Linked DNA regions of Homo sapiens: region 1 is linked to region 2. A link is a loop called in an ENCODE intact Hi-C map of the cell type or tissue named here. Cell type or tissue: GM12878. All regions are shown on one strand.

Region 1 (8,000 bases), 160 kb before region 2:
TTGATGAGAAATTTTAATTTTTTTAAGTAAAATTTGGATTTGCTTAGCATCTCAGGACAGAACATTCTTCATGGATAGAATTCTGTTCTACATGGAAGTGGGCAGATAAATGGGGCAAACTGTGGTGGAATGGCAAAGGAGGTAAGGTTACTTTCCATTGCTCCCGTTTACTTTTTTTTTCATTTACTCCTAAGCACCGTCTCTCTCTTTCATTTCAGGTATTCAGTATCCTGTTAATTGTAATCCGATCTCCCCTGGAGAGAAAATGGTAATTACTTTCAGGTTCATGAATACCAATAATACCAATTGATGTATTTACCTCATTATTTTCTTTGATATGACAGCTACACTAATAGATCAGAACAAAATGTGTCCATGTAGTATCTTGAGTTCATCAAGTCACTTTGCAAGTTATCTCCAATATATTGTGGGTTAGCTATAGCAATATAAGCTAGATGCTGTAGATAGATTAATAATCAAATGTCTGCATTCATAGAATGACTACTAATGAACTGCTGTCAACAAGAAGAAAAAAGTTCGATCGGTGTAAGTGGTAGCTGGGTCCCTTTTCTCTTTACTATGTTCTTAAATGAACACATACAGGCAGGGTGTGGTGGCTCACACCTGTACTCCCAGCACTTTGGGATGCTGAGGTGGGCAATTCACTCAAGCTCAGGAATTTGAGACCAGCCTGGGCAACGTGGTGAAACCCCATCTCTACAAAAAAATACAGAAAATTAGCTGAGCATGGTGGCATGTGCCTGTAGTCCCAGCTACTTGGGAGGCTGTGGTCAGAGAATCACCTGAGTCTATGAGGTAAAAGCTGCAATGAGCAGAGATCAAGCCACTGCACTCCAGCCTGGGTGACAGAGTGGGACCATGTTTAAAAAAAAAAAAAAAGAAAATTAACATACGAAAAATACTTTTTTTTTTTTTTGTATGATGTGCAGCCTAGAAGGAAAGTGAGCAGTGGCATCAGGAGCCACTGAAAAAGTTATCAGACTGGGAAATTGTGTTATGCCTAATAATATTACTTTTATTAAGGATGAAAGTAAAATCCGACACTGGTGAACTCAAATCCCATGAGAGTAGGGACAGACATGGCACAAAGCATGGAAAATGGAACGAGATTTTAACTGAAAATACATTTAATATGAATCATCAATCAGATATGATCGCTATAGAGGCTAGTGCAACTTTGGCTAAATTAATAGAAATGTAGTTTAGAGAATGAGGGAGGCATTATCTTTCTCTTTTCTGTGTGTCAGGCAACACTTTGCTGATTGCTTTTAGTCCTAAGTGCCACAGTTTAAGGGAAAAATGCACAAATTGAGGACAGTTAATGGAAGGGTCTGGGGAAGAAGATGCCATGCTATAGAACTTTAGGAAGCACTGGAGCTATTTAATATGATGAAATGAATGTGCCTGTGTGTATCTGTGTGGTTAGAAGCATGAAATGGGTCAAAGATGGTTACCTGCATTCTATTTAGATCTAACAAATAGAATTAGGAGAATTAGAATTAAAGAGTGCATAGGGCTGGGTGCAGTGGCTCACACCTGTAATCCCAGCACTTTGGGACACAGAAGCAGGAGGATCGCTGAAGGTGAGATCAGCCTGCATAACACAGTGAGGCCCCCATCTCTAAAGAAAAAAAATGAGCCAGACATGGTGGCACATGCCTGTAGTCCCAGTGACTCAGGAGGCTGAAGTGGCAGGATTGTTTGTGCTCAGGAGGTTGAGGCTGTAGTGAGCTGTGATTACGCCACTGCACTCCAGCCTGGGGAACAACAGAGTGAGACCCTGTATCAAAAACAACAACAATGACAAAAAAGCAGAATCAAAGAACGTACTCTAAATGGGGACATTCTTTTGTCTAATAAATCTTAAGGCCAGGCATGTTGGCTCACTCCTGTAATCTCAGCACTTTGGGAGGCCGAGGTGGGTGGATCATCTGAGGTCAGGAGTTCCAGACCAGCCTGACCAATATGGTGAAACCCCATCTCTACTAAAAATATGACAATTAGTTGCACCTGTAGTCCCAGCTACTCGGGAGGCTGAGACAGGAGAATTGCCTGAACCTGGGAAGTGGAGGTTGCAGTGAGCCGAGATGGCGCCACTGCACTCCAGCCTGGGTGACAGAATGAGACTCCATCTCAAAAAAAACAAAACAAAACGAACAAACAAAAAAACTGCCACAAATCTTCAAGAAATTTCCTAGCTGATTTAGGGTAGAACACAGTTCCTTATGCTGGAGATGTGAGCACACATGTCCAAATGATTCCTGTTTACATTTCCAGCTAGAGTTGATGTTCTTTTAGTAAACTTTCAAAATCTCTTTTTAAAATTTTTTGAAAGTTTACTTTCAAGATCTCTTTTTAAAATTTTTTGAAAGTTTACTTTCAAAATCTCTTTTTTAAATTTTTTGAAAATTTACTTTCAAAATCTCTTTTTTAAATTTTTTGAAAGTTTACTTTCAAAATCTCTTTTTTAAATTTTTTGAAAGTTTACTAAAAGAACATCAACTCTAGCTGGAAATGTAAACAGGAATCATTTGGAGATGTGTGCTCACATCTCCAGCATAAGGAACTGTGTTCTACCCTAAATCAGCTAGGAAATTTCTTAAAGATTTGTGAGGGTTTTTTTTTTTTCAAAATCTCTGTTTAAGTGAAGTTACTTTTTTAGTAAATGCTTTTAGTAAACTTTCATAACCTCTTTTCTTAGATGTTTCTTTGCACTTCTGTAAGAAAGTTCATGGCAAGAGCTTGTTTAAGAATGTTTCGGGCCGGGGCACGGTGGCTCACGCCTGTAATCCCAGCACTTTGGGAGGCTGAGGCGGGCGGATCATGAGGTCAGGAGGTCGACACCATCCTGGCTTACATGGTGAAACCCCATTTCTACTAAAAATACAAAAAATTAGCTGGGCGTGGTGGCGGGCGCCTGTAGTCCCAGCTACTCGGGAGGCTGAGGCAGGAGAATGGCGTGAACCCAGGAGGCGGAGCTTGCAGTGAGCCGAGATTGCCTCACTGCACTCCACGTGGACTCCAGCCTGGGCAACAGTGCGACCCTCCATCTCGAAAAAAAAAAAGAATGTTTCTTCTATTACTGGAAGTGCTGACTACATGTCTTATGTTAAAGTTGCTTAAATGATCATATGATTTTTATTGGTAGTATTTAATTACGAGTTCCATTTGTCTTTTCTTTAATAGCCTCATTTAACCTCTGTCACTACAGTTGTTATTGCTATCATATGACTTGTAAGATAATTCCAAATATGTGGATAGAAAGTAAAAGTTTTAATGAGTCACTAAAAGATCCATTTGATGGTTCTTTCATGTTTTTGTCTTGACTTGCAACTCCAGAAGCTGCTCACCTTCATGATTTTGTCTGAAATCTGGATGATCTTTTGCCTGGATAATGGTCAACACTCAATTTGGCTTTGAAGAGTCAGGCCCACAATCTCAATTGTGATATAGAGGAGAGCCCACATTTCTACTCAGATTTTTGCTACAAAAATAGAATTCGTATCTAAAATAATAAAGAATTAATTGATATCTCATATAAGTTGAATCATGCAATATCTGTCCTTCTGTGACTGGCTTATTTTACTTAGCATAACTCCCTCTAGGTTCATCTATTTCACCTATATGATGTATCTAAGATACTTAAACGCATAGAAGCTGAAAATAGGATGATGGTTGCTAGAGGTTGTCAGGAGGGGAAGAATGGGGAATTGTTGCTTAACAGGTATAAAATTTCAATTATGAAAGATGAATAAGTTCTAGAAATCTTCTGTACAACACAGTGACTATAGGTAACAATATGGTATTAGACACAGTAATTTGTTAAGAGGATAAATCTCAAGTTGACTGTTCTTATCACAAAAAAAACAACATAAAAGACAATGACAAAAACAAAACATAAAAGAATACAAGGGCATTTTGGGAGGTGATAGATATGTTTAATAACTTGATTTCAGTGATGGTATCTCTGGCTGCATGAATTGGTCCAAACTGATCAAACTTGCAGTATGGTTTTTCTGTATATTAATTATACCTCAATAAAGCTGTTAAAAATTAATTCATGCTGATATAAACTTTAAAAAATTTGAGATGCAATTAAAATACAAGATTTAAAGAAATGTGAACACTGGTTGAAAATTGGTGAGAAAACATCTAATTCTGCCAGTCATCTCTGTTTCTCATTTATGTCATGCTACTTCTATCTAGATCAGAGCAAACTCATTCTGAAACTGTCTTGATTTTAGCTTCTGTCTTTCCAGGACCCATCGCCAGGAGCTGCTTTCCACTTATAGACACAAGTGGCTCACTCACTCTTCTAGGTGTTAGCTAGCAGGGGCAGAGCTTTCTCAGGTATTTTAGCATTCGTTGTGTTGGAAGGTCTCTGCTATGTTCCTGAAAATTCATTTTATCCCCTTTTTCCTTTGCTACATAGAAAGAGGAAGAAACCGTTATGTAGATTGTTCTGTGTGAATCCTCTTATGATTTTTATCACCATAAAACCTTTATGATTTTATCACCAGCTTCCCTGCAGTTTCATTTCACTTTTTTTTTTTACCTTATTAGTGTGTTATTGTTAATTTAAAAATAAAGAGATGACTCACTCATTAAACACTGCTCTGCTGGTTTAATGTTCCCCTAGCAATGGTCCTAAAAGGTTTCCAGATCATTTACAAACCTACATCTGATTCAATCTGATTTTAGTTACAGTCTGAGCTTATTATTACATACATTTTAAAGCATATTTAAACATAGCATCATTTGTAGTTTAAAAACAGAGATGTAAAATAACTTTGAAAAGAGGAAACTGAAGCTTTGTAATCATGTAGATACACTACCTGAATGGCTTACTGATAATTTCACTTTTTAAGTACATTTTACTAAAATTAGTCCGGATGTTTTTGTTTGGTTTGTAAGGTGTATAACTAAGTGTCAGTTCCTTAAGGGAGTTCAGTCCTCATGGAGTTTATAATCAAGTAAGAGAGTCAGGTGAAATGATGAAATGAAAACACTCATCAAATATAAATGACGTTCTTTAAATGCACCTCTGTTAGACTGACTCACTGAAATCAAACCTTGCCATTCCCTAGGGAACATTTTCTAATTTATGGCCAGGACATGCTGAATGCTCACAGCTAGTAGATTATTTTTTACTAAGTCTGCAGTGAGGCACCTGCTTGCCAAGAATTAGTTGTTGGTTCCCAAACCTATTTATGACAGTTGTATTTATTTTGGTAATAATATATTACAAGCAAATATTATAGAAACTAACGACATTGTGAATAAAAGAGTGTCTTATTTCTATGAAGACTAAGTTGAAGTCTTTGGAAAGGTTATAATAAAGGTAATAAAAATAATCAAATTATGTGTGGGCAAGATGACTACAAAAGATTAGAGAAAATCTTAAATTTTCAAAAGGTTATATACTCTGATTATTGTAAGAATCTTTAGATTTCCATTGTATTTAAATAAAATACTAAAGCCTAAGGATTACTGCAAATAAGATGTCTTAAGACTTCAACCAGCAGATTCATTCTTTAATTAAAAAAAGCCTTTGTTATATATAAGTACATTGGCAAATGTATACATTTTTAGATAAAATAAAAAAATTAAAACCTATATGTTTTTGACTTATCCTTTTAACAAACTTTTAAAATTAACTTACTATTAGCTTTGCCCATGTATGCTAAGAGGACTTTTACAATGACAAGTAAGAAGAATACATTGATGATACCTGTTTTGGTCCAGACATTTCCAGAGCCATGGAATAGCATGAAAAAAAAAAAATCTTCGAAATATAATTTATTCCTTCGAATTGGAGTCAAACTTAGAAGCATCCATCAATGGATGAAAGGATAAAGAAAATATGGCATATATAGACAATGTAATACTATTCAGTCTTAAAAAAGAAGAAAATTCTGGCGTTTGTGACAACATGGATGAACATGAAGGACATTAGGTTAAGTGAAATAAGCCAGGCATAGAAAGACAAATACTGGCTGGGCGTGGTGGCTCACACCTGTAATCCCAGCACTTTGGGAGGCCAAGGCGGGCAGATCACGAGATCAGGAGTTCGAGACCAGCCTGGCCAACATAGTGAAACCCCGTCTCTACTAAAAACTGGGCATGGTGGTGGGTGCCTGTAATCCCAGCTATTCAGGAGGCTCAGGCAGGAGAATCACTTGAAACTGGAAGGTGGCGCTTGCAGTGAGCTGAGATCGTGCCACTGCACTCTAGCCCAGGCAACAAGAGCAAAACTCTGTCAAAAAAAAAAAAAAGAAAAAGAAAGAAAGAAAGAAAGGAAGAAAGAAAGAAAGAAAGAAAGAAGAAAGAAATATAAATACTGCATGATCTCACTTATATGTGGAATCAAAAAAAGTTGAATTCATGGAAGTAGAGTACAATGGTGCTTACCAGAGGCTGGAGGGAGGTAGGTGGAATGGGGAGATGTTCAAAGGGTACAAAGTTTCAGTTAGACAGGAGGGATATGTTTTAGAGATTTATTGCACAGCATGGTGACTGTAATTAATAATGCATTGTGTATTTCAAAATTGTTTTAAAATGTAGATTTTAAATGTTCTTACTGCGAAAAACAGTATGTGAGGTGATAGATATGTTAATTAACTTGATTTAATTATTCTTATGTAAACCTATATCAAAACATCACATTGTACCTCATAAAATATATAAAATATTACTCATCAATTAAAAAATAGGTTCAAAGAGTTACTGTGAAGGCTTTGGTTGATAGTTTTCAAAGTCTTTTCATAATAATGATCTCATGTGGAATACAGAAGGACTCCTTCAACAGTTCACAGGAAAACAGCTGTGTGTTTCACAGGGAGGTAGGTCCTTTTAAGTTTGAAATGGAGTTACGTTGGTGGTGGGTGATTTGTTCTGAACGTAAATCTGGGATTGTTCCTAGATTATTAACTCCTCAATGACAGATGTTATTGTGTTTCTCTTGGCAAGTGGCAAAAGTGTTAAACGAGATTCATGAGAATTCCACGTTTAAGCATTATTAGCTTGACTCACTCAATGTCACCACTGTCAGCTGGATACAATGGGTAACACCTTCTTATATGGCAGTCTTGTTTTGAGATTGAGACAATGCAATAGAGATTAACATGAAAGACAGAAAGTCCTATGTACAATGATGTGTTTTATCTGCTGGGACTGGGGTCCGGTAGACATTTGACAACTTTTGTCCACACACAGATTTCAGAGAGGATGTTTCTTTGTTGTGTCCTGTCAACATATATGAGACAAACTGCAGATTCGTCTTAAGGGAGCTGAACATTAATTCATTGATAGCCCACTTTTTTCTTCCAACCTAGTGAGGCACAGTATTATTGTAGGGCATAATAAATTCCTCTTCAAAGGTTTTAGCCTGTAAATTGTTAAGTACAATGAGTTCTGAGATCCTCTCCAAAGAACCAATGTATCAGTATGTTCACCTCCCCTGTTCTTTGTTCTTCATTTGAAAGTTTAACTTCCTCATTCTCTTTGTCTCCTTGCCCCTAGTTTCAGCAAACAACCCCCTCCTAGCCTCTATCACCTGCTCCATTCTGAGTCACCCCTGGTCATCTGCTCTGACCTGAGTCATCCTGAGTCACCTGTTCTGTAACCGTCCTTTCCACTAAACTACTCACCCCACCACTCCAGCTTGTACCTCTGCTCTCTTTAAAATAGCCAATCAGAGTTAGCTTAGACTGTGCAGTCCAACCCTAGCCAATAGGTGAATGACACAGCAGTGGGGGCTACCTGCGTCAGGGATAAGAACTCCTTCCCCTCCCTTGTTCAGGTGTGCTTTGGCCATTACTCCATTCACGAGTTGCACCCTTCTATAGAAGTAAAAATTGCCTTGCTGAGAAAATTAAATTTATGTTTCAGTGCTATTTCTTTTGTGGCACTGAAAATTTGTTTCTCACACTATTTTCTCTATCTAGCTAAAAGAAAGAGTAGTCTGAATTGTCATTACT
Region 2 (8,000 bases):
AAATCCTTCCTATCTTGCAGTTTTTCACCTAGTTTGGAAAATTTTTTAAAGTTATATTTTTATCTTTTGGGGGGTTATAAACAGGGTCTTGCTATATTTCTGGCTGTATATATTCTATGTAGTAGGCCTGCCTTGAACTCCTGGCCTCAGGTGATACTCCTGCCGTTGCCTCCCAAAGTGCTGAGATTACAAGTGTAAGCCAAGACTATTTCCAGCCAAAATTGGATTTCTTATGCATCCACTTTATATATAAAACACATAATCTACACTTATAAAAATTATTTGGTCAGAGACCTCTCCTATGACACACTTAAAGCATCCTTCAACAACCACCTAAGAGCAAACCACTTAAGAGCACCTGCATCCTTTGCTCCTGTACTTGACTCCCTCCATATTTTCTTTTCTTTTAGAATGTACTGTGTTTTAGAATAGTCTCACTATGTACTGGTCAGCATTTTATCCTTATCTATGTTATTCCAGGTTATTTGATGCAGAAATTGATGAGATATTCTAGGCTGACATGAGATTGTGTTTTATATACACCTAGATGATATACTAGACTGCTTACTCCAGTACTCCAGTACTTGGACACTAGAAAAACTGCTAGACTTCCCAAAGCTGTGATGTCCCCTTCACTCATTCAAAATTTATGATTCAACATCACTGAGGCTAGTGATGCTTTTTTCTTCTTGAACTATGTGACTAAATTTAGGGGAAATTTTATCCTTCTCACCATTTCCTTGAGTTTATAAAAACCAAAAATATTTTAAAAACCACATCATTATCTTGCCTGACACAGAAAAGCCTTTGATAAAATTTAACAATGCTTCATGTTAAAAACTCTCAATAAACTAGGTAATGATGGAACATACCTCAATATAATAAGAGCAATTTATGACAAATCCACAGCCAATATCATACTGAATGGGCAAAAGCTGGAAGAATTCCCTTTGAAAACCAGCACAAGACAAGGATTCCCTCTGTCACCACTCCTATTCAACACAGTATTGGAAGTTCTGGCCAGAGCAATCAGGCAAGAAAAAGATATAAAAGGTATTCAAATAGGAAGAGAGGAAGTCAAGTTGTCTCTGTTTGCCAATGACATGATTCTATATCTAGAAAACCCCACTACATCAGCCCAACAGCTTCTTAAGCTGATAAGCAACTTCAGCAAAGTCTCAGGATACAAAACCAATGTGAAAAAAATCACAAGCATTCCTATTCACCAACAATAGACAAGCAGAGAGCTAAATCATCAATGAACTCCCATTCACAATTGCTACAAAGAAAATAAAATACCTAGGGATACAGCTAAGAAGAGAAGTGAAGGACCTCTTTAAGGAGAACTACAAACCACATCTCAAGGAAATCAGAGGACACAAACAAATGGAAAAACATTTCATGCTCATGGATAGGAAGAATCAACATTGTGAAAATGGCCATACTGCCCAAAGTAATTAATGGATTCAATGGTATTCCCATTAAACTATCATTTATATCCTTCACAGAATTAGAAAAAAAAAACTACTTTAAAATTCATATGGAAGCAAGAAAGAGCCCGTAAAGCCAAGACAATCCTAAGCAAAAAAGAACAAAGCTGGAGGTATCATGCTACCTGACTTTAAACTATACTACAAGGCTACAATAGGCAAAATAGCATGGTACTGGTACAAAAACAGACACACAGAGCAATGGAGCAGAACAGAGACCTCAGAAAAAAGACCACACATCTACAACCATCTGATCTTCAACCAATCTGACAAAAACAATCAATGGGGAAAGGATTATCTATTTAATAAATGGTGCTGGGAGAACTGGCTAGCCATATTCAGAAAATTGAAACTAGACCATTTCTTTACACCTTGTACAAAAATTACCTCAAGATGAATTAAAGACTTAAATGTAAAATCCAAAACTATAAAAAGCCTAGAAGAAAATCTAGGCAATGCCATTCAGGACATAGGCATGGGGCAAAGATTTCATGACAGAAACATTAAAAACAATTGCAACAAAAGCAAAAATTGACAAATGGTATCTAATTAAAATAAAGAGCTTCTGCACAGCAAAATAAACTGTCATCAGAGTGAACAAACTACAGAATGTGAGAAAATTTTTTTTGCAATCTAGACATCTGATAAATGTCTAATATCCACAATCTACAAGGAACTTCAACAAATTTACAAGAAAAAAAAGAACCCCATTAAAAAGTGGGCAAAGGACATGAACAGACACTTCTGAAAAGAAGACATTTATGTGGCCAACAAACATATGAAAAAAAGCTCAACATCACTAATCATTAGATAAATGCAAATCAAAACCATAATGAGATACCATCTAATGCCAGTCAGAATGATTATTAAAAAGCTAAGAAACAACAGATGCTGGTGAGGCTGTGGAGAAATAGAATGCTCTTACACTGTTGGTGAGAGTGTAAATTAGTTCAACCATTGTGGAAGATGATGAGGCAATTCCTCAAAGACTTAGAATCAGAAATGACATTTGACCCAGCAATCCCATCACTGGGTACATACCCAAAGGAATATAAATCATTCTTTTATAAAGATACCTGCATGTGTATGTTCATTGCAGCATTATTGAGCAAAGACATGGAATTAACCCAAATGCCCATCAATGATAGACTGAATAAAGAAAATGTGGTACATACACACCATGGAATACTATGCATCCATAAAGGGGGATGAGATCATGTCCTTTGCAGGGACATGGATGGAGCTGGAAGCTATTATCCTCAGCAAACTAATGCAGAAACGGAAAACCAAACACTGCATGTTCTCACTTATAAGTGGGAGCTGAACAATGAGAACACATGGACACAGGGAGGGGAACAACACACACTGGGGCCTGTCAGAGGGTAGGGTTGGGGGAGCTATCAGGAAGAATAGCTAATGGATGCTGGGCTTAATACCTAGGTGATGTGTTGGTAGGTACAGCAAAGCGCCATGGCGCATGTTTACCTATGTAACAAAACCATCCTTCATTATCCCAGAACTTAAAAATAAGTGTCTTAATAAAATAGAATAGGTCTGATAATTAAAAATATTTTTAAGTGTTGCCATCACTATCTTTTTAACTTTTAAGATTCAGGAAGTACATTTGCAGGTTTGTTATATGAATATATAGCATGACACTCAGATTTGGGGTATGATTGATCTCATCACCTAGGAAGTGGTGATAGCACCCAATAGGTAACTTCAACACTTGTTCCCCTCCCTTTCTCCTCTTGTATTCTCCAGGGTCTGTTGTTCCATCATTATGTCCATGTGTGCCCAGTGTTTAGCTCTCACTTATAAGTAAAACATGTGGTACTTGGGTCTCCATTTCTGTTAGTTTGCTTAGGATAATGGCCTCCAACTGATTCCATGTTGCTGCAGATGACATGATTTCATTCTTTTTTATAGCTGCATAGTATTATTCCATGGTGTCTACATACCACATTTTTTTTTTAGTCTACCCACCATTGATGGGCATTTGGGTTGATTCCATCTTTTTGTTATTGTGAATAGTCCCTTCACATTTTCTTTTAGGAGAAAAGAGTTGATCTTAAAAGGCAGATTTATTCTTTCATAGATAAAAATTGTGTGCTGTTAGCCATATTCTTTAGATGAGCAATAACTTGTAGAATATATATTTTAAAATGTGTAGATGTTCTTGTTTTTAAACAAAGATTTGTTGATATACTTTAATTTCAGTCACTAAGTCCACGTTTTAGTTTAACCATAATTTTAAAAGGGCTATTTTATACTGCCATTTACAACACTTGCATATAACTTCTCTTATTCTTTCCTCATTCTCAGCTATGTAAAATGTTTTGCAGTTTTAAAAAGAGTGTCTTTAATAATATCCAGTATTACCTAATAAACACTTTATTATAATAATCAGAAAGATCATCTCTTAAAAAATATTCCTTAAGTCTATCATTTCATTCACTCAAATCAGTTCAAACTGTTGCCCCCCCACCATGGGTACATTTACTACCTAATAGTGTTTTCCAAAGTACTATTAATATTTTCTGATTATGCAGCAGAAATCTACAATGTCCCTGGAGTCACCAAACCTGCCTTAATTGATGTGTGCGCAAGGTAAGCTAAAATCAGACACGCATTTATCACAGCTGAAGTATTTTCTTCTATTTTAGGCTGAAGTGTGCGGGAGAGGACAAGTGCCGCTCCAACTCCCTCACATTTGCAGGCAGTCTGCATGCGTGGGAGTCTCCATCACTCACAAGGTCACGGAATCAGGAGAAAAAGGGACCAGAGCCGTGTGTGCCCGCTCCAGCTTCCCTACCCTCGCTTCTCGTCAGTGTTCTTTCCTCTCTTCTGGTCACAGAGTGCCACCAACTGTCCCCCTGATGGCTTCCTGGATTTCTGTGAACTGATCTAAGCCTCACTTTCACTTTGTTCTACGGAGGGCTTTTTCAGTCGATCTCCTCTGATTCTTCCCTGCTCACCTCCTCACCAGAAAAAAACATAAGTGACGGGTGAGAGAATGGTAATAAAATATTCTTTTCTGTCTTTTTCAAAGGCAAGGTAGTAGATTCACAAGGTCAGAGTTCTGCATTTTTTTCCTAAAGGACTTCGATTAAGTTCCTTGAGGTATCTGCAGTGAAATAAGTATCAACTGAAAGCTTTATGGTTTTTGAAACTTTACATTACTTTTTCTCCTACAGCAGCTTCATTAAGCCCGCTTGCTATTTACCTCTGACTTGCCACCCTGTAGGGCTGTGGAAAGGAATTAAATTAGACCTAATTAGATACTGGAAGCTGCTTCATATTCCATTAATAAAAGGCTTCCTACTTGGAGAAAATGGGATTTAAAATGTGTGAAATAAGCATATTATAGAGCTGTTCACTCACTGGCTCAATGCCACATCAGCTTTTTAGTGCTACTGTTTCTAGATAGGAAATAGGGAACTGCACAAAAGTACAGGCAACTGCCTATATTGGTATAGTATGAAACATGTTCCAAACTTCTTTGTCTATAAATCTCTTTCCCAAGGACTCTAAAATTCTCTCCTTTCTTGATTTGCATGATTGAGACAGTGAAGTCAACTCTTAGACAATGATATTTGGGCACATTTAAAATACATAGGATCAGTCATTTAGCTTAAATGTGCTGATGAGAATAACCGGCCTCGAGGGAAAAAGACAAAATACTATAAATTTTATGAGATTAGACCAAGCATGGAATCAGAAAGTGTTAGTTTTGAAGAGACTCTGGAAAAGGGTAGCCTGGTAACAAAGAAGCTGACGACCTTGAATGTTTTTGAGAAGAGAATATTCAACATGAGTTGGAGAGGAAGCAGCTGCTACCGCTACATATTCCACTGGGCAGTTATTCAATCTAGTCATTTTCATGTGCATTTAAAAAGTATCTTTATGGTCAATTTTGTCTGAGTTTTTTTTGTTACCAATAATGGGGGTGAATTTGACACTGCTTCCAAAATTTGGTAAGTTACCAGGAGAGGAAACTGGAAGTTGTTTGAGGTCAGAAAAAGATCAAGAAGGAAGAATAGAAACATTGATTAGCATCAGGCATTCAATGAAGGCTTGTTGAGGAAAAGACAGATGAAAGGCAGAAAAAGGAATGAAGGGAAGAAGGAAGGAAGAGAGGAAGGAAGGAAGGAAAGGAAGAAAAAAAGAAGGAAAGAAAGAAGAGAGAGAAGAGAAAAGAGGAGAAGAAAAGAGAAGAGAGAAGAAAGAAGAGAGAAGAGAAGGGAAATAATTCAAACTCAAAGGGCAGTGTTAGTGGCCACAGCAGAAATGGAAATGAAGGTGAATTCAGCGAGAGTTAGAGGCCAGATCCTGTAAACCTAGTATAAAAAAGGCAAAGTAAGCCTTTTCTTTCCCAAATACAATCTGGCAGTAAACCGTCCAAAGTGAGGCTCAGCTGGTGGAGGCTGAGGGGCTGTGTGGGGGACCTGGAACTATGACTTACTGCGTTCTCCTTGACAGCTCCCTGAAGCAGAACTCCGAAATCCCAGAGCTCTGTGAGACTCCATTAAAACTCACTGAATAAGTTTTTTTTCCCTAAGATTATTTGAGACCAGTCTTGCTTTCCTTTAGGATTCAGTAAACACTTGTTTCTATGGCAAAGAGTGCTGTGTCTCAAGTTCATAAACATATTTCTATCACTATTTTAAAGGGTTAGATTCCTAAAAGAGGGATTGTGACGGCATATAATTAACATTAGTTTATCCATAACTGTTAGCTTATATTTAGACAACTAAAATCCCAAAGCCTTTTTATATACTGTACTGCCAAATCAGCTCTCCCTCAGTTGGTGTTTGCATAATGAATACTTTGATCATAAATGGAAGTTTTGCTACCAATGGAGCAACTGGACAATGTGGCTTGAGTATTTGAAAACAATAACCCTTCTAATAGTTTCCTCCAAAATCAGGCATAGTGTTACCCCAAATCAGGTAATGTGGAAAACTACATGACTTTCTGGTTAGGGTGGCCCCACATCACTCCCTGCAGAGAGCAGAGGTGTATACTTGTTCTCTGCAGGCACAGAAATCCTGAATGAAGAGCAACAAGATAAGAAGGGTCAGGGCTATAGATGCCTCATTCTTCCGTCAATTCCACCTGTCAGGTAAATCACTTCCTTTCCTTTCAGAACTGACTTAAGTGGAAAAGAGAGGCTGGAGTAGAATTCTGATGGGGTCTTTCCACATAGAGACATAATGCCATGATAAAGGAAGTTCTCCCTGCTAGATTGATCTTGAATAGGAGCTCAGACATGAGGCTGGTGGTAGGGAGTGGAAGTGGAGTCAGCCCAGAGAAGGAGGCATTTTGTTACCTAAGGGGAGGAGAGACAGCACACTGACAAATATGAGGGTCTTTATTTAGGATTGTGTCACTCACGTACATCTCCAGAATAATATTCTACTAGCTGTAGTCTTACGTTAGGTCCCCATAGTTGCCCAACTGTGTCCTTATCTGGGCCTGGCTTTCTAGGTATTGCCAGTCCTGTAGTTATCCAATCTTGAGCATAATGGATCTATTTATTTTGAAATACCCCCAAGGTTACGTACAATAACGTATTCCTGAGTGCTTCTAGGGATGCAGACTTCACAAATCTTTATTTTTGGAAGTTATCATACATGTTTTTTCCCTTGAAATTTTGACATTTCTGTTTTCCACTGTTGTTTCAGAGGCTGCTAAAGTATCACTTTCTTACTCCATACCCTAAATGAAGTTGATATAGAATGGAACACTTAAATGCTTTTAAGGCTTAACTTCCATAACATTAATTGACTTTAATCTATATGGGCAATATTTACCTGTAATTACTTTAAATCAAAATAATGTGAGCACTTGACAAAATATCCACTACTATATCATGAATGGCTTTTGATAAAAGGACCACTCTCCTGCTTTATACCTCCTAATCTTCCCACTCCCCAGAAGCAACAACTTTTTATCATTTATGTTTTCAGCTTCTTTGTGGCTGCCTCCATAACTCTAGATAATGTTTACACCACTGTTTCTGAACTTAATCTCTTTAAACAGAATCCCATGCCTTAATGCCTTCCTACCTTGAAAGATGAAAATTTAGCTCATCTCTTCTTGGCCCACATTCTTCTCCATGTTCTTGCTACTTTTACTGTTGCTTTCGTTTCTAGTTTACTTATGTAACTGTAACTAGCTGTATTTCTTGTTCCCATCATTTTAATCAACAAGTGATGCCATTTTATAGGAGATGATGACTTCCTTCCCTATTGCCTATTTCCTATTACTTTTTACATTGTTAGGGATGTTAACACTTTCTATAAATCTGTAATTCTTTGTATTATGAGTTGACTATGAATGTTAAAAATCAATAGCTTTTATGTGATTTTTGCCTACACAAGATAATATCGTTCATATTTTCAATATCTTTGGCTTTTGTTTTATAATCATAGGTTTTTGTAAAGTTTTTCTTCTAGTTCATTTCATAAGCATATTTTTAACCTTTTAGTGTTTGTTCCCTGTTCT

Evidence for each region. Peaks named below come from ENCODE experiments on the same cell type or tissue, not always from the same donor. Only the 100,000 strongest peaks of a DNase experiment are listed, where the experiment ranks them.
Region 1: a loop joins it to region 2, with 2.8 times the contacts of the local background. A loop is called at or near these places in 1 of 110 quality-filtered maps.

The regions. Positions count from the first base shown.
Region 1 is chr4:170,332,084-170,340,083 of GRCh38, forward strand. No RefSeq gene overlaps it. Among named protein-coding and RNA genes, the nearest start is that of LINC02512, 6.7 kb to the right of the region's middle. RefSeq lists enhancers at 4,533-4,672, 6,683-7,882, 7,730-7,779. In GM12878, no CTCF peak of the experiment used is centred here; a DNase peak (open chromatin) is centred at 4,278; H3K27ac peaks cover 1,266 bases.
Region 2 is chr4:170,493,007-170,501,006 of GRCh38, forward strand. No RefSeq gene overlaps it. Among named protein-coding and RNA genes, the nearest start is that of LINC02512, 150 kb to the left of the region's middle. RefSeq lists an enhancer at 4,082-4,391. In GM12878, a CTCF peak has its summit at 4,350 (motif pointing left); DNase peaks (open chromatin) are centred at 4,395 and 5,063; H3K4me3 peaks cover 785 bases.